Linked DNA regions of Homo sapiens: region 1 is linked to region 2. A link is a loop called in an ENCODE intact Hi-C map of the cell type or tissue named here. Cell type or tissue: right lobe of liver. All regions are shown on one strand. Each heading gives the region's core, and the rest is flanking DNA. Links, peaks and the distances in the headings are about the cores only. Region 1 has its middle 22 kb from the start of AQP9. Region 2 overlaps AQP9 (aquaporin 9).

Region 1 (9,670 bases), core at 955-8,954, 59 kb after region 2:
CTGGGATTACAGGTGTGCGCCAGCACACCTGGCTAATTTTTGTATTTTTAGTAGGGACAAGGTTTTACCATGTTGGTCAGGCTGGTCTCGAACTCCTGACCTCAAGTGATCCGCCTGCCTCGGCCTCCCAAAGTGCTGGGATTACAGGCGTGAGTCGCTGTGCCCGGCCAATATTCCCTTTTTAAAAACTCAGTGATTCCCCTCTATGTAATAGGTAATGCCCAAACTTTCTAGACTGATATTTAAGTTCTGCCATAAATCTGCTCCTTCATAGTTGCCCAAATATGTATCTCAATATTCCCAGCATGAAACACTTCATTTTATCCGAAGGGTACTTATAGATTCCTCTACAACACTCCTTATTCATTTCTGCCTACAAGGCTTTGCTTGTGCTGTATCCTCTCTTCTGGAAGATTCTTCTTCCGCCTCTTTTTCCATCCAAATTGTACTCACCTCACCTTTTGAAGAATTGGACTTACTAATTCACTTATGAGCCCTTCCCTCACAATTCCATTGAACAGGGAAATCTCCCACGATCAAATACATATACCACTCACTGTATGAATTACACAGCCCTTAATCACATCAGTTTCTTCTCTCTTCTTGTGTATTTGTACATGTGTATGCATGCATATGTTTTCTCTCTTCAAATAGATTATAAACTCTTCCCAAGTAAGAACTATGTTTTGTGGGGGGAGGGGGGAGGGATAGCTTTAGGAGATATACCTAATGCTAAATGACGAATTAATGGGTGCAGCACACCAGCATGGCACATGTATACATATGTAACTAACCTGCACATTGTGCACATGTACCCTAAAACTTAAAGTATAATAATAATAAAAAAAAAGAAAAAAAAGAACTATGTTTTATACTTTTTGGTATGGTCTAAAGGGGTTAGTACAGGTAACATGTAATGCAAAGAAACAAAATTTACCAGTAACTTGCATAACAGACATGATATCTTTTCCTTCTTTCTGTGTCCCGAGACCCACAAATCTATGATACTCTGGTCAGGGGTTGCAGGAGCAAGGAAAGGAATTGTGTGTCTTAGAGGCTGATGAGAGATGGATAAGGCTTTGGGAAAGGATAAGAGAATACAGTCACATCCAGGTGGTCATGTTAAATCTTCTGCTTTAGAAATATCACCTCATTTCAATGTACTCCATTTTCATGAACTAAGAAAACCTGGAAGATTGCTTTTACCAAACACACAAAACATTTTCACAAAAAAATGATAATCACAGAAGCACAATTTAATAAATATTTATGGAGAATCGAGTATGGACAGAATGCTGGGCCTTTCATTAAAAAAAAAATAGCTCTTCACGGTTTATCAAACATTTGCATCAACTATTTTATTTGTGTCTCAAAACAATCCTATAAAGTAAAAGGAACAGATATAGTGCATACTTTATATATATATATGAATTTCTTGTTTCTTGCCTGTCTCTCCTACTACAGTGTGAGTGCCTAAAAACAAATGTTGACTGTTAGACTGTTAGATACTTAGTGCCTAATTTTTTTTTTTTTTTAGACAGAGTCTCACTCTGTTGCCCAGGATGGAGCGCAGTGGTATGATCTAGGCTCACTGCAACCTCCGTCTCCCAGGTTCAAAAGATTCTCATGCTTCAGCCTCCTGAGTAGCTGAGATTACAGGTGTGTGCCATCAGGCCCAGCTAATTTTTGTATTTTTAGTACAAATGGGGTTTCTCCATGTTGGCCAGGCTGGTCTCAAACTGACCTCAAGTGATCCCCCCACCTCAGCCTCCCAAAGTGCTGGGATTACTGGCATGAGCCATCACACCTGGCCTGGTGTGTAATCTTTAATAAACACATGAGAAGTTGTGAAGCAAACCCTCACTATGCAGTTGAGGAAACTGAAGCTCAAGAAAGAGGACTGACCTGTCGAAAATCATGATGCAGTTAGTGGAGAGGGAGGATTCAAACCTGCACCTCTGGAATCCTGTTCTATCACACCTCCTGCCATTGGTTAAGCACAATGGGGAAATCCCATTGCCAAAACTGCAAGGACATTTTGAACATAACTTTTTGTTTGTTATGATTTTTTAAAAATGTTGTTCAACTTTTTCTAATTTCTTTATGATTGTGCTATTACATAGAATGAATACACTAAAACTGGGGAAAGGTAACTTAGGTAGAACTGCAGCTCTCTGTGAGGGTAAAGCTGAGGCCAAGAGCTTGGTCTTTGTCACTTGGCCTGAGTGGACTCCACAGGCCTGGCCATATGCGTCTCCCAATCACACAGCTGATCACACAGGTTGGGAGTGATCCAGTCAAAACTCATCTTCAGAACTGAAAAAACACAAAGGCCTGTGCCTTGATGATAGGGCATTGGCAACAACTGTGCATAAGGTGCCTAGTGTTACAACTGCAATGTCAGTATTTCAGGAGCCTAAATTATTTACCAGGTTACCTGGGAATTGGGTTGAGGAATCACATTTCCCACACATTAACAGTGGACTAAAACATCTAGGACTTCCATTCTCTGTAAGTCCCTGCACTTTTCCACTTCCATTCCCCCACTAGCAGGGGTGCTGAACACAATATCCTGAGAAAGCCATTGAACTTACCCTAAATTTCTTAGCAATCGGGACGGGAGTCCATTGCTTGCTTTTCAAGTTTTGCCAGTGGAAAGCCTCAAAGCCTACTGCTCGCTGAATATTAGTCCCATGTACTCCCCTTATAGTTCTGAGAATCTGGGGATTCCTTCTGGTCCTAGCAACTATCACTCTTTCAATTCGTTATATTGCCATTCATGTCTATGAAGGTGCCAGATCATAAATCTCTCCTTCCAGAAGCGACTCAACAAATTTCCATTCCAACTGCTCCACTGAGCAAAGAGGATGCAAAAATCAATTGTTATGGCTCCTTTCAATATAACCCTCTTCTCCTGCCGTCGTATTTGTAATACAATGGAGAGAAACAGCAACGGCCACTGGTCTCAGTTAGGTGACCTTTATTTCATCCTCGGGAAAGATGCCATGTCTTTTCTGGTGCCAATATCCTGTGGCTCTCCATAGACTTCCAGGAGACACTGAAGCACATAGGCAAGGAAAGTTTCCCTCATCTCCCAAAACCAGCAAGGGTTATATTATAATTTAAAAATTAATTTGCAAGCTGTTGAAAATATACTACAATGACCTGTAGAAAATTAAAAACAAAATTATGTCATTTCAAATATACCATTATCTACGAAGTCACTGCAGAATATGCCATTGGTACGAAAACCTTTGTTCTTGGTAGTGAATGAAAGGTGTGTTTTTAAATGCCATATTTCTTGATGGAAATACACGCTCAAAAACACTTTGAAATACCTCTGGCTTAATGCAAAGACTTTGGAGACTGACCATGTTTATTCAGGTAGATCTTTTGTAGATGAATCTCAGAATAATTGATCAAATTCCCACAAACCTGAGTGGTTTTAACAGTTAAAATAATAAAAGTAGCTAATCAATTAATAATTGTATAAGCAGTAGGAAAAAAATTTAAGTCAGCTCCATTTTGACTGAGCAATCTGAATTGAACATAGTCATGACTGGATGTGTGCTCGCCAAGGGGTTCCTTGACTCTGTGACTTTTATGTCCTCTGTGATCTGAGTTCATTGATCTTTTGGGTACAAAGATGAAGACCATTTGTTTACCCAAACATTTGTTCAGGGAGAATTTATTTAAGGGAAAGTGAGTTAACTAAATGAAGCAAGGTCACTTTTGTTTTTGTTTGATCCATGATATCAAAGAGACTGTTGAAATTTGGTATGCTACTAAAGGACAGGAAGAAAAGCATTGCAATCTATTTGAAACTAAATGGAAGTTAACAACACCTTTCAAATGAGCATTTTATCTATAATTTTTAAATATTTATTATGTTTGGTACATGAAAGAGATAAAGTGACACCTTGAAAGTGGTTTAATCCACTATCTTAAAACATGTTGACTGAATGGACTTCCTATATTGTCTATATTATATTTTTAAAAATTCTTATGGACTCAGTTCAGTTCGGCAAACATTATTTGAGTGTATGGATGCTTAGCACTGTGCTAGGTCCTGAATACAGGAAGATAAATGAAAAGCAGCCCTGGCTCTCAAGATGAATTCAATCCAATTAAGAAAACAGTTACAGTGTTGGTAAATTTGGTAAATGTATAGAACTTCTATTTTATCAAATAGCCCAGGGTGAAATTAGAACAGAGATGAGGACTCGCTGGTTAATAAGTACTCATCCCTTTGTTTAGCAAATGCATTTGCAAAGAAATTAATATAACATTGTCTACTCTCTTGCAGAGAGATTCGCAAGATCAGAATTTTAGATTTGGAAAAAATGGTAATATACACATAACCCAACTCTTTTATCATAAATAAGGCAGGAGAGACTCAGTGACTTCCCTGGAGTCAGCTCATGGGGGACCAAGACTAGAATGCTAGGATCGAGTATCCTAATTTCTTTTATTCTTTTGTTTTTGTTTTTGAGACAGAATCTTGCTCTGTCGCCCACGCTGGAGTGCAGTGGCACAATCTCGGCTCACTGAAGCCTCCACCTCCTGAGTTCAAGCAATTCTCCTGCCTCAGCCTCCTGAGTAGCTAAGATTACAAGTGTATGCCACCATTGCCCAGCTAATTTTTGTATTTTTAGTATAGACAGGGTTTCACCACTTTGGCCAGGCTGGTTGCGAACTCCTGACTTCGTGATCCACCTGCCTTGGCCTTCCAAAGTGCTGGGATTACAGGCCTGAGTCACCGCACCCAGCCCCTAATTTCTAGTCCTGTCTTCTTTCTTCTAGAATGTGCTGTCCCTCCTTGTTCTGCTACTGATTTCACTCATGAACAGTGGGGCCTCAGGGTCAAAAGTCTGGTTGGAAGAAGAGCTTGGGGACTTCTTGGAGTTGTGTTGAATGCATGATGTGGACCCATAGAACTGTTTTGTGAAGATACTTTAAATAAGTTTTGAAAAATGTGAGTTACACACCTCCAAAATTGGTCCATTATAATTATATTTGGGGAGGCTTGAAGCAGGTGATGGAAATTGGGAGATTCCTAAAGCCCTACAAGCCACCTCTTGGTGCCGCTACTGCTTGTAAAATATAATATTGTCATTTAATTTGCATGCAATTGAATTAAATGAACTCTTAGTACATAGAATTTATGGAACTTCTTGCCCCTAAAAAGATGTTAAGGTAAGACTGATTAACTCTCTTACAAAAGGAGATATGATTGTCCTTCGAGTGGAATCAACTGAGACCAAGGATGTTTTCAGCTTCCCAGATCTGGAAGCTTAATTTTATTGTATTGCCCAAATGTGACTGAGTCCTGGAGAACTGAATCGTGTTACAATATTCACCAGATACTGACTAACAAACAAGATGACCATTTATTAACTTACGTTGTGCAGAACAACCATGATTACCCTGTTGGCTGATCAGCACATGCTTCCTTAGTAGTAAAGTCTATCAGAGAAGCCAAATTACTCTTGGAATCTTGGAAAACATGGATTAGAATGGAGGGAATGGCTGCCTTAACAAGTCACTGTTATTACTGAACTGCTCCTTCCATCCACAGACAGGTTCCCTTCAAGAAAGAACTTGCTTCCCATTCCACTCTCAGGGATTCTGTCTCCAGGTTCCAGACCCTATGACTCCATCTGGTGGCTCTATTTCATACTCCCTTTTCCTCAGCCAGGTTTTCACCTTTGAGTCCATCTGCTTTGGGATTGATATTTCTTTAGATGGTTCCTAGTTCTCAACCTGACTTTCACTCCTGGCTTCTGTCCTTCAGATAACTCTTGGAAATTGTCCCCATCCATTCTGACATCTAGCCCAGCAACCAGAATCTTTATGTGTCAGAAACCCTAGCACCCTCATTCCTATCACTCTGTTCCAGAAAAGATTCAGACAGTAACCTGATTGATGTACCTATTTCTACTGTGGGGATCTATCTATGGAAGGAACCAGAACATTGTGTTCTTTGGTCATGACTCCATCACCTGAGTGGTGCTGGAGACCATTTCCTTACTCGTGAGAGAGAGAAGAGTATAGGGTTGAGTTCAAAAACCCCCAAATTAGAGGGCTTGGGTTTCTATTAATATTTCTCTTTCAATACTTAATAGCTATGAACCTTGAGCAAGCTATTAACTGCTTTGCACCTCAGTTTCCTTATAGGACATATGAATATAATAATAGTTCATACCTCATGGGACTCTTCTGAGGAGTAAATGAATTATTTCATATAACACAGTCCATATGACAAACAGGAAGGACATAATACCTGTGACTCTTCTTTGTCTATACTTTTTCTAGATTCCAAGCAACCCCTTTTCTTTATGACAGCACCATGACCTCAGACATTTCACAATACTATGGAGTGGGTTACAGTTTCAGAGTAACACCCCCTTGATCTGATGTGGAAGTAGATTAGATCAGACTAGATTAGATAGAATGTTATTGTGGAGGAGCACAATCATATTGTGTAACATCTCCAAGACATACTGCCTAGCAGCTGTCTTATCAAGGGACAACAGCCACTTCTTACTGAGCAATTTTTTATGTGTCAAGTACCATGCAAATTGCTTTATGAATATTGTTTTGTAATCTTTTATGTGATGGTCAATCAGGTGTGGCCCCAAGAGGAGATACAGGAGAGGCTCAGGTAAAAAAACGAAGTTTATTATACTCACAGATCCTAGAGACAAGAGGCACGGCAGGCCATGCTACCCCACAAAGTGCTACATATAAGGGAAAGACACTAGGGTGGTCGGGAGGCAGGTGACAGTAGCAAGGAGAGGGTTTAGGTCTTTTTTTCTTTTTTGAGATGAGTTCCTGCTCTGTCACCCAGGCTGGAGTGCAGTGGCATGATCAAAGTTCACTGCAGTGTCCAACTCCTGGGTTCAAGCAATCCTTTCACCTCAGCCTCCCTCATAGTTGGGATTACAGTCACGAGCCACCACACCCTGCCAATTTTTAATTTTTTGTAGAGACCTTATGGAGGCAAGGTCTCACTACATTGCCCAGGCTGCTCTCAAACTCCTGGGCTCAAGTGATCCTCCCACCTTGGCCTCCCAAAGTGTTGGGATTACAGGGGTGAGCCACCACAGCCCTAAATAAAGGTTTAGGACTGTTTTGAGATTTCCAAAGGAAAGGAAAATCAGGACAGGGTGTACAGTTTAGCATTGGTTATTTTGATAATTTCAGTGGGCTTTAGGCTATATGGATGGTTGCGAATTGCCTGGCACCTGGTCTTTTGATGATTAAGGCACAGAAATCTTGCTTCTTGGGGTGTGTGGACCAGATAGAGAAGGTATGGCTCTGGATTGGTTAGTATATCAAAGACGTGCTCCTACCTGAGCCATTTGGTAATCTTTAAGAATTGGCTAGCCCTGGGGGAGCAGTCTCTGCTCAGCTAGAAAGGTTTTCTTAAGATACCAAAAAATCATAAATATGGAAGATTAAAAATAATTTACAATACAAATATTACCACACATAATCTTGGCAATATCTTTGTAATGAAAGATATTGTTATTGCAGTTCTAAAGATAAGAAAACTAGACTTCCGGGCATTAGGACATTTGCCTGGGTGGCAGTAACTGGAGGAGTCCTGATTTGAATCGAGGTCTTCCTGGTTCTATGTTGGGAAAAGCTGAGTGTTGGGAGAAGCTGAGGCAGGGCTTGCATGTCTGACATAATGTAAAAGAGTCTTGGAACACATGTGGGGTCCAGGGTCTAAAACCCTTTGTGGCCTTTGGAACACCAAACTCTGTGCTAAAAGGTGGAAGGCTACCCTGACACACCATAATCTAAGTCCGGGGCATAAAACCCCTCGTGGCTTGGATAGAATCCAGGGCTCTTGACTCTGGAATGTGTCTAGACTTGCTGGCTCCTTGCTCCTTGCTCTCCCAGGATTGATTGTATCTTGAGTTAAAAGAACCTGCTCTCCACTATCTCAAGTAGCAGAGCATATGCTAAACCATCACAGCTGTAAATCATGTGCTTAATGCAACGCTCCCTTTCAACCCCACATTCTCACCACCTGTTTCTTTGTTTGATCACCAATAAATAGTCTGAGCTTCCAGAACTCGGGGCCTTCGCAGCCTCCACACTCATGATGGCCCGCTGGTCCCACTTTCTCTCTCAAAGTGTCTTTTCTCATTTCTTTAATTCTGCCGGACTTCGTCACCCCCACGACCTGGTGTTGGGTCCAATCACCCCAACAGTTCTAGAGCTCATACTTTTCTCCAGAATGTTCTATTTTTTTGCATAAAATTTAGAGTGACCCTTTCCTTAAGCTGTCTACATATTGTAGGGGTACCTTTTTATAGACTCCTAAAATAATGACATAGACCTCGTTGTCCATTATCAAGTTAGACCAGATATCTGGAATTTCCTGGGACAGCCCTGGTTGTATCTTTTCACATTATGCTGTCCTGCACTTTGTTTATTTATTTTACTTCTGTTGTTTGTTGTTATTTTGGCCCCAATTCTGAGTCAATTAACTATATTTTTCCATCTTAACATCCCTCTGGCTGAAGACCAACTTACCAGTCTTCCTAGGAACTGAACTGATCCTGGGGTTGAACCTCAGGTAGCAGTCAGTTATTATATTGATTAGAGGAATTGGCGGGTACAGATTGGGGGCATCATCCTCACGCCCACCTCTGTGGCATCCATGATGATCCATTTCCAGTCCCTTCCCTGGCTCTACTCAATTCCTTGCTGGGGGAACTCTACCCCAAGCTCTGTTCTTGGCCTCTCTCTTGCTCATTCTCTCACGTTTCTTTTCAAGCCTGAGCTCTAGCCTCTGGTTTGCCTCACACAAGTGTTCTCCTTGGGGGTTCTAGGTCCTGAGATGAACTGAAGACCTCGAATGGTAGCCTCTGTATCACAGGCTGTACCCCACATTTTTCCCGGCAAACTTTCTTGTCTTCTTACCTTCTCCATCTCTTGTTGACATAACCTATTCTCTTGGTCTCCCAGGTTTGAAATCTTGGAGTCAGCTTTAATGTAGCCCTGTCCTTAGACTGCAAATTTAGCCCTCTACCATAATACCTCTTAGATTTACACTGTCTTTTCCTGTCTTACTGATACAGCCCTAAACCTTTTTATTACATGTGTTAAGTATGAAAATAACCTGTCAACTCCAGGGTTTATTAACCTGGGAACTAAACACCCTCTATAAGGTCCACAGATGAGCTTTAGTGGGACTATAAAACCCCTGAAAATATTTTTTAAATTCTTGTGTGTTTGTGTACATACACGTATTTCTTGTGTCAAATAATACTTTCCATCAGCCTCTTAAAGGGGCTTGTATCAGTTTCCTAGTACCACCGTAACAATCACTAAAAATTTAACGGCTTAAAACAACATAAGTTTTTTCTCCTACAGTTCTGGAGGACAGAAGTCTAAAATCAAAGCTTTGGGAGGGCTTCACTCCTTCTGGAGGCTTCCGTTTCTTTGCCTTTCCCAGCTTCCGGATACCACCAGCATTTGTCGGCCTGTGGTCACCTCCTTGCACTAGTCCAGCCCTCGCTTATGTCGTTACATTGCCTACTCACTCTGACCTCCTGTCTCTCTCTGATAAAGACCCTTGTGATTACATTGGCCCCACTCAGGTAATCCAGGATAGTCTCCCCATCTTGAGATCCCTAACATTTGCAAAGTC
Region 2 (9,670 bases), core at 1,197-9,196:
CGTGTTCTAGTTGTGATCATTCTAGGAGAGAATTTCTCAACCACAAACCTATTAACATTTTGGACTGAATAATTCTTTGTTGTGGGAGGTGTGCCGTGTGCATTGTAGGATGCTTAACAGCATTCCTGGCGTCTACCCATTAGATGCCAGTAGCAGCCCCTTCCCTCAGGTCCAGCCGTGACAACCAAAAATGCCCTGGGGAACAGTTGCCCACCTCTGGTTGAGAACTGCTGTTCTAGGAAATTTATTGGATTGTCAATTTCTTGAGGACAGGGAATGTTGACTGAGTTGCTTTGCATCCTTCAACTCCTAGGAAGTGTCCGTCACATAGAATTCATTCATTCTTTTATTCAATACCTTTTTATTGAGCCTTTCTATGAGCTACACCCTGTTCTAGGCACTGTGGATATACCAGGGGAAAAGGCTGTCAAGGTACTCATGGCACTTACACTCTAGATGCTCTGAGTGCTATCTGTGGTGGTGATCTCAATGGTACCAGTTATTTTAACTTATTTTTCACCCTGGTGAAATGCAGGCCAAACCCTGATGACTCTATGTCTAGGTCATCATTTGGGAACACTCACGTCCTTTGTTCTCACAGGAAACATTAAAGTAGAATTTGCTCACACATGTTTTTCCTACTTTTCTCCATGGTAGAGCCCTGTTTCCTGATGAACCAAAGTGAGCTCCTTCCCCATAGGAAGTTGCCATGGGTGGATGAGGATGCGCCTCTGTGACTGCATGCAGGGAAACCAGGAAGTAGTGAAGGGGCAAATTTTGTCCTAGAAGATAGGTACCAACAGTTGGCGTATTTCCTCAGCACATTCTGAAGTAGAAAGTGTGGAGTCTTGCCATTTCTGGGGCAGAGGCTCAATCTTACGTCTGTCCTGTCCGGAAGTTCTTACTCATATCTCCAGAACCAAGTCAGCTCTCACATTTGCAGTCATGTCTTTCCCTGCTTCCCTGGCAGTTACTCACACGTTATCTGTGTTCCTGCAGCACTTTTAGGGGTTGCCAGAGCACTTATTATATCGCTCAAGGTGAGTGCTTTTGCTGATTTGAAATTTCCTTGCTTAGCACAGTGACTAAAGCACAGATAATGCCCAACAAATATCTGTGGAATAAGTGCAGCATAGGTTGCGTGGTTCACGAGGAAGAGCCCTGTAGTGGCATCATAGGATGCAAATTGTAGCCCAACTTTGTCACAAAATGAATCTGCAGACAAGTTATACAGCTAAAATGTTCACATAAAATCATATAGCAATTGAGGGATTATTATTATGTGGGACAGTTTTATCTCTATTGAATTTACCTAGAGCCGCCTCTCTTTCTCTGTCTCTCTCTCTCTTTCACACACACACACACACACACACACACATCATACCACAAAATACCAGTGAAATGTCTCATGCTTATGACCAGAGTGTGCAGTTAACGTTGGCGCTGTCATCTGAACTTCCCTGGATCTCCATGTCAAAGCCCCGCCCCACTGGTGAGGCGCAGCATGACTCTGTCTCTCTCTTCCCCACCACTGTTACTTACCTGAAGACTTCAAACCCCCAGCCTGCCAAGGCAGTGAAAAGTCTGGGACTCAGGTCTCGAGCTGGGTTCATGGCACAGCCACTGTTCAGTCCCAGGGAGGAAGCAATGACAATAATCAGGAGGCCGATGGCAATGGGCTCTAGGCCTCTGGGGGCTCCCAAGTTTCTGGAGTCAAAGATGGCAAAGACGATTATGAGGAGTATCATGGTGGCCACCACCTGGAGAGGGAGAAGTTGAGCCAGGGCTTTAGCCTGCATTCTGCTCACCTGCATGTCTCAAAATCATCCCTTCTTACTATTTTACAATATTACAATATTACTATTTTACTTATATTACAATATGCCTAGTAATAACTGGCATGTACTGGGTGAATAATTGTGCCAGTCTCTCTTCTTTCTACAGCAATTCTAGAGGAGAAGCCAATATAATTCTCATTTACAGATTGGTTACCCTGCCCACTTAGTAGGTGGCAGTCAGGTTTGGATCCAGAGAGTTTGGCTCCAGAGACTGTTATCTTAATACCACACTATCCTGCTAAGCTACTACTCAGCTAAGTAGAACGGCAAGCTGCAGGCTGGAAAAATGAATGAAAGGCTTGTTCAAATTGGTGAGAAAAGCAATGTGAGATATCAATAGATGAGTGTGCAAAGGAAGTGAACAGAAAATTCAAAAAAGGAAAACAGAATTAGGAAAGCAGTGGTAAAAACTCATTAGTAATAAAATAAATCCAAACAATATCAAATGTTAGGAAAAAGATACCCGTTATTTCAGGCTTTTCTAATAGATCTAAACAAGTACTATGCTTTTAAAAGGAAATTCAGCAATAATTTAGCAATATGCATTCAAAAACATAAATTTATTTATACAATTTGATGCTGCTGGATGTTTGAGAATTACACAATGGAAATAATCTAAAACGTGGAAAAATCATTTTAAAATGTCCACTTTAGCAAAATTTATAGTACTGAAAAACTGGAAGCTTTTACTCTTTTTTTAGTCTACTGTATAGCCATTAAAAACTATAAACATAAAAGCTATGTAGTAATATTTAAAAATACTTATAACATTAAGTGAAAAAAATTTGTATTTTTTTGTTTGTGTTTGTGTTTTGTTTTGTGTTTTATACAGCTGTCCCTTGGTGTCTGTGGGGGATTGGTTCCAGGACTTCCTGCAAGTACCAAAAATCCATGGATGTTCAAGTCCCCAATATAAAATTGTGTATTATTTGTATATAACCTATGCACATCCTCCTGTATACTTTAAATCATCTCTAGATTATTATAATATCTGATATAATGTGAATACGGTATTGTTTAGGGAATAATGACAAGAAAAAAGTCTGTACATGTCCAATACAAATGCAATTTAAAAATATTTTTGATCCATGGTTGGTTGAATCCATGGATGCAGAATTCATGGATATGTAGGGTTGACTCTACTTAAAAACATACGTAAAAGAAAAATTTTAAGACAATAAACAAAAATGATAATAGGTATTTGAATTGGCCAATTATAGCTGGTTTCTATGTTATTAGTTTTCCAAACTACTGTTTTACTTTAACAGTTAAATGATAGCTATTATTTATTGAACATTTATTATGTGCCAGGTACTTCATATGCTTTATCTCATTAAAACTTCACAGTAATGCTGTGAGGTAAATCCTGCTATTATTCTCAGTTTATAGATAAGAAAACTCGAGTAAAACAAGGTTAAGACACTTGTCCAATGTCAAACTTGTAAGCAGAAGAATCAGGATGGGAACCAGGCAACTGATTTTAAAGTTTAAGTTCATTATCATTTCATCTGCTTTCCAAAATAATAATGTTAAAATAATTTTTAATTAATATTAAAAGACACATGTTCCCCCAAGAGCACTCTTCTCTGGAATGCCTTCTCCAACTCTCTCTTGCAGAGTAAAAGCTCCCTCCTCTGGGCTTCCATGACATTCTGACTTTACTTGTATCAGTGTCCCTGTCACTCTGCAAAAGAGTATCTACTTACTTGTTAGATTGAGCCTCAGACTCTGAACTCCTTGAAGAAGGAAGAGTATAGAGCTGTACTTGGCTAAGTAGGTGCCCAGTAAATAGTTATTGGGTAAATAAATGATTGATTATTAACTAAACCAAGGAATATGCTTGAAGAGTATTTACAGCTAAACAATTTAGTAATCTTGAAATAAGGTGACCCCAAAATATGGTCATGATGGCCAAGAGCTCTGTTGGGTGTTGACTGACTGATAATTGGCAATTTTTGGAACTCTCTCCAAAGCCTAAGAATACGGACAGCATTCAGGGTTTGCTGACGGTTACAGCCTCAGGGTTTTCTAATATTCGCTTTTTCTACTTGACTTTATACACAATAATGGGCTTAGAAACCACAGACCTTAGAGAAATTGCCAACTCACTCTGAGACAAGGACACAATGAAGGAAGCTCAGGATATGGTATGCAGGTCAGCATTGATCAAGATACAGCTTTGGGAGGCTTAGGCAGGCGGATTATGAGGTCAGGAGTTCGAGACCAGTCTGGCCAACATGGTGAAACCCCGTCTCTACTAAAAATACAAAAATTAGCCAGGAGTGGTGGCTCACACTGGGAATCCTAGCTACTCCAAAGGCTGAGGCAGGAGAATTGCTTGAACCTGGGAGGTGGAGGTTGCAGTGAGCTGAGATCACGCCACTGCACTCCAGCCTGGGGCAACAGGCTCAGTCTTAAAAAAAAAAAAAAAAAGCTTAGAGAAAAACACCAAAATAACCAAAATTGTCCTCGCTCTTCTATGCTCTCTGCTTCAAATTTCTATTATAATATGGTCGCTATACTCCAGTTTCCTATCTAATTTTCTTCTTTTTTGCCCAGGCTGAGGTGTGGTGGTGTAATCATAGCTCACTGCAGCCTCCAACTCCTGGGTGCAAGCTATCCTCCCACCTCAGCCTCCCAAGTTGCTGGGACTACATGCAAGCACCACCACGCATGGCTAATTTTTGTATTTTTGGTAGAGGCAGGGTTTTGCCATGTTGCCCAGGCTGGTAGTGAACTCCTGGGCTCAAGTGACCTGTCCACCTTGGCCTCCCAAAATGCAGGGAGTAAGATGTGAACCACCGTGCCCAGCTCTGTCTAATTATATCTTATTTTGCATTGTTTCCTTGTTCAATGCTCTTCAACTAGATTCAAAATTTCTGGGCAGATACTGCTTACAATGCGTTTTTCTCATATTATTCTTTTTATCCTCATAAGTAACTTCATGAAGGCTCATATTATCCCCATTTTACAAGTGAATAACTTGCGACCCAAAAAGTTCAGTACTTTGCTGAAGCCACGCAGGAAGTTGGAGGCAGAACAGCTATTTTAATTCAAGCATTCAGACTCTGCATCTTGGATCTTTACAACTCACATTTACTCGTCAGTCTTTCAAGCTCCAGACAAAGGGCCAAGCACATAGTGAGTTTTTAATGAACACTTGTTGCCTGTTTGATTTATTGATGAAAGTGGAAAGTAAAAAAGCTGAGGACATGAGGGCATAGTTTTTCATCCATACATTGAATGGAGGTGGGCATAGCTGATGAACTGGAAGATCCATTTTATACACATGCCCATTCTGATCTGCTCCACTGTATAAGTCCTGATCATAGAGGAAGAACTTAGAGATACTGAAAAATATAGCCTTCCTTCCACTGCCCTGACCAAGATAACCAGCAGCCTTCTTGGGACACAGTAAGGGAAGAAGAGTCTTTTGAGTTGACAATGTTAGTCCTGCCATAAGCTGACCAAATAGGTGTGCTATTGGTTACACCACAGTATGCTTGGGTGCTAGAAGCTTGTTTAAAGGTCAATAAGCAGAGATACTTCTAGCCACCTTGAGAGTTTAAATAAATAAACCTATGCACATGGTGAGACAGAGAGGATTGATGATCCCCTAGGCTCAACTACCACCCTTCACAGTCTTTGATTTGAAATAGAAATATCTTCTCTTGTGGCCTCCACACTTAGACCACTTGTTCAAAAGAGTCAATAGTGAAGTGAAGTCCATTTGTGTCTACAGGGATTGAAATGTTTAGTCATTCACTCTTTTCTGGATCTCAACTAATGTTAAACAAGTGTACGTATTAAAGAGGAAGGAGAAAACTTTTCTGGTGGTATCAGCTCCTTGTAAAGGTAAAACGATTATCAAGAAAGCTTGGGTTATGCCCAGCAACCTCTGCCTTTGGAAATATAATCTCTCCTTTCTGATTGGTCTCTAATTCTCCAATGCATTCCCCTTATGAGAGCATATCTTTTCACCAAAGTTAAGTCTTTGTTGAATCTACACTTACTTGATCTGCAAATGCGTTCGCCAGAGATAGATACGGAGCTGGGTATGTTGCAAAAATGTGTGCTGTTGCATTTTCTCCCACGATCAGCAGTTTTCCACCAGCAAAGGACATAAGTCCATCTATGAAAGAGAAAGCTCTGGCACATTAGTGTTCCCTGGGAAGAGTTGAAGGAGGCCTGTGCCAAGCCTTGTGCTAAACAACCAGTCACTCAGATTGAGCTTGGCATAGCCATGTCATTTGTCTCTCTCTACTTCCGAGGAATGATAGTTTTAGAGATGCCCAGGTGAATCCCAGGATGGAGGGTCAAAGGAAGAAGGCCTTTGGCCTCTCTGAATGGCCCACTGCAAACTTGGACAAATTATTCTTCGATAGGGTCCTGGGAATGAGTTCTCTTTTGGGGGAATTCTTGGAGTTTTCGAGGTCAACTGTAAGCCAAAGTGGGGCTTGGTCTTGCTCTAGGAATAATTTATAATTCCCAGAGGGCTCTCAGTAACCCCTAATACCACTCCAGAATTTGAGGGTGTTGCAGTATACTGAAGATGCCCTTAGAGCCAGGGGTATTGCAGCCACTGCCACAGCTAGCACTGACCCCAGGCCATTCTTGCCACAGCAGCGGGCTCTGAATTTCCTGTGTGTTCTTGAATTCCATTTTAGCCCTTTTAGACTCTAATTCTCAGAGAGACACTCTATGGGGAAAAGTCCCTTTCCATAACCTATTTCTTTTCCTTTTTTTTTTTCTTTTTTTTCTTCTTTGGAGACAGGGTCTTGCTCTGCTGCCCAGGCTGGAGTGCAATGGCATGATCCTGGCTCACTGCAGCCTTGATCTGGGCTGAAGCAATCCTCTTATCAGCCTCCTGAGTAGCTGGGACTACAGATGTGAGTTACCACACCTGGCTTATTTTTAATTTTTTTTTCTGAAGAGACGAGGTATCCCTATGTTGCCCAGGCTGGTCTTGAACTACTGGGCTCAAACGATCCTCCCACTTATGCCTCCCAAAGTGTTGGGATTACAGGCATGAGCCACCACACACCCAGCCCTCCATGACCCATTTCTATAAGGCCTGGTTCATAAATTCTACTTCCTAAGGTCTTCAGTTTGGGTAAGTCATAATGTATTAAGGCTTACCTTGGGTTAGAAGGAAGGAGCTGCTTTAACAGTTGATTTCATGGGAACACCAAGGTGTTTTAGTTTGAAAGGCCTCGAGAGTCATCTGATTCAATTCCCTCATTTTCCAGAGGAGGAAACTGAGGCTAGTCAGATCAGATGACTTATTTAAGTTGCACAGGTATTTACTGAACAGCTAGAGCTAAAGTCTGGTCTTCTATGACCAATACTGTGTTTTTCCCAAGGACTGTTGCAGAGTGGAAGCCCTGGCTGTTTGATAGAAGGGCAATGAGGCTCCCACCCAGCCCACATCTCTGCTGTGTCTCTTCCTTCAAAGACATCTTCCCAGAGTCCTTCTCTCAATACTTACTGGTCACACCTTTGTCACCAGAAAACACCTCTTTTCCCAGCCAAATCAGAGACAGCAGTGGGGAAGCCACTGGCCTACTGCTTGTTGTATGGATGTGTATGTTGCAGTGCTGGCTTGGCACAAAGACAGGCTTCCTTTAAGTTCTGCTCCCCATTTAAGATATGACCATTTTCATTAACAGGATTCACGAATTTGCTGGAATGGTAATATGGCCTCATTTTCTCAAATTTAGAACTTGCTGTCACTTGTAGAATGCTTCCCGTCCTTGCTTTTTCTCGCCTGTGCCTACCAAGTAATTCTGACTTTCAAATTATGCCCAGCTCTTCCTAACCTTAGGACTCAGGGACTTTACTCACCATAGTAAATGCCAAAGACGGTTGCAGCCCCCACAAAGGCTCCCAAGAACTGGGCTCCCACATAAAATGGCAATTTGAACCATTTCATCCGTCCAAAGAGACACATTGCTAAAGACACAGCTGGGTTGATGTGACCACCTGCAAGGGAAGATTGGAGAAGTGAGAGGGCAGGTTAGGAAGAAGAATATACAGAAAACCATCTAGAGACCTCAGGTGGAATTCAGTCTTCTAGGCAGAGAACTACTGCCTATGAGGAGAAAGAGGGGTGTGTATGCACGTGAAAGAGAGAGTGTGTATCTGAGCAGGGAGAGAAGGAGGAATGATCATTTTCATGGCATCCTTGGATAACAGTTTAGAATGTTTATCTTGATGAAAAGAGAGTCAGGTATAAAAAGAAACTTGATGTGCTCAAGTGGCTGTTTTTTTAATAGGCTTGAATCCCTCTATCTATAAAGCAGTCACCCCAAACAGACTGATGTAGCTATTAACTTCGATATCTTTTAAAAGTCAATATGCTTATCCAATATATGTATAAGATTTAAATCTATATCTAGCAGTTCCTCCGGCCATGCCCAGAGGATATAAAAACAAGCTCAAAAGAGATGTATCTTTAAAGGAAAATGACTGTGGGTTGCTGAGGGTGGGGGCATAGTTGATTTTGAGGTGGTCACAGTGTGAGTGGCTTGTTCTCAGTTCCTCTGCATAAACAATGCATTTCTCTCCTATACAGAAATGTAGCAACCCTTTCCTGAGCCCAGCCCAAGCTCCAGCTAGAGAAATCGGCTTCCTTGACTTGCATCCAGCCATAAAATCAAATAGAGAGTTTGCTCTGTGGTTGGTCTCTAACATCCCCAGCTGGCTTTGCTAGTAACAACAACAGCAGCATTTATCAAATACTTACCAGACACCATTGTAGGGTTAGTAGGTGGATTTGATCCTCTTAAGAACCCAATGAGATGAGTACTACTCCAGTTAACGGATGAGAAAACTGAGGCATGGACGGAAAGTAAGTTTCTTAAGGCTACATGGTCAGTAAATGGAAGAACCAGGATTCAGATTCAGGTTTATCTGAATTCTAGAGCCTGTGTTTTCTGCTATACCACTTCCAGCCCATCTTCACCGTGTTTATAAAGGCTTCTCTGCTTTTGTGGGCAGAAAAATAAATAAAGAATTTAAAAAAATTGTCTGAGCATATAGGCTCACTTCCTAGTGAAAACAGATGTTCATTTGAGGAATACAGATGACATTTTTTGTGGAGGGGGAATCAGAGACACCACATTGAGATGTGGACTTTCAGGCTGTGGCCTTGGTCGTAAACAAAGGAGGGATGATGGTGGTGATGATGATGATGATGATGATGATGATGATGATCCTGCACAGAACCAATAGGTGCACTTGTTTCCAGAAGCCTCTACCACTCCCTGTGGAGAAAGCTATGCTTTTTCCAAGTCTCCAGGGCAAAATGGACTTGCAGTGGGTGGGGGATTCTGGCTGCTGGCTAAGCCACAAGAGTCCTTTCTTCACCTGCCCCTGCCACTCAGTGGCTACAATGAGCAAGAAAATGCCAGTGTATTGAAGCACAGATGATTTCCTAAAGCCTTATAAACACTTCAACTGTTGTGTTTTCCTTTCAAATCCAGGAAAGCCACAGTTCTGGAGACTAGCAGTACACCTTACCAGGGAAGGCTAGAAACAGGGGTTAGGAGGGAGGAGGGGGCACACAGGGCAGTGGGAAGTTTCTCTTCTCCCAGAGGCTTGCTGCAGAGTAGCTGCCTCCAGCTGCCTGGAGGTAGCCATTGTGAAAGGAAAAGGGGTGCGGGGCCAGGTGCAGTGGCTCATGCCTGTAATCCCAGCACTTTGGGAGGCTGAGTTGGGTGGATCACAAGGTCAGGAGTTTGAGACCAGCCTGCCCAACATGGTGAAACGCCGTCTCTACTAAAAATAGAAAAAATTAGCTGGGCGTGGTGGCAGGCACCTGCATTCCCAGC

Evidence for each region. A loop is a pair of places that touch in the nucleus more often than their neighbours do. Peaks named below come from ENCODE experiments on the same cell type or tissue, not always from the same donor. Only the 100,000 strongest peaks of a DNase experiment are listed, where the experiment ranks them.
Region 1: a loop joins it to region 2, with 2.6 times the contacts of the local background. A loop is called at or near these places in 35 of 110 quality-filtered maps.

The regions. Positions count from the first base shown.
Region 1 is chr15:58,111,798-58,121,467 of GRCh38, reverse strand. No RefSeq gene overlaps it. Among named protein-coding and RNA genes, the nearest start is that of AQP9, 22 kb to the left of the region's middle. In right lobe of liver, for the core only: a CTCF peak has its summit at 5,672 (motif pointing left); a DNase peak (open chromatin) is centred at 3,577; H3K27ac peaks cover 1,461 bases.
Region 2 is chr15:58,171,218-58,180,887 of GRCh38, reverse strand. AQP9 (aquaporin 9) reads right to left here. Exons shown (of 6, transcript NM_020980.5): 3 at 7,683-7,820; 4 at 5,852-5,970; 5 at 1,543-1,760. Among named protein-coding and RNA genes, the nearest start is that of AQP9, 38 kb to the right of the region's middle. In right lobe of liver, for the core only: no CTCF peak of the experiment used is centred there; no DNase peak of the experiment used is centred there; H3K27ac peaks cover 501 bases.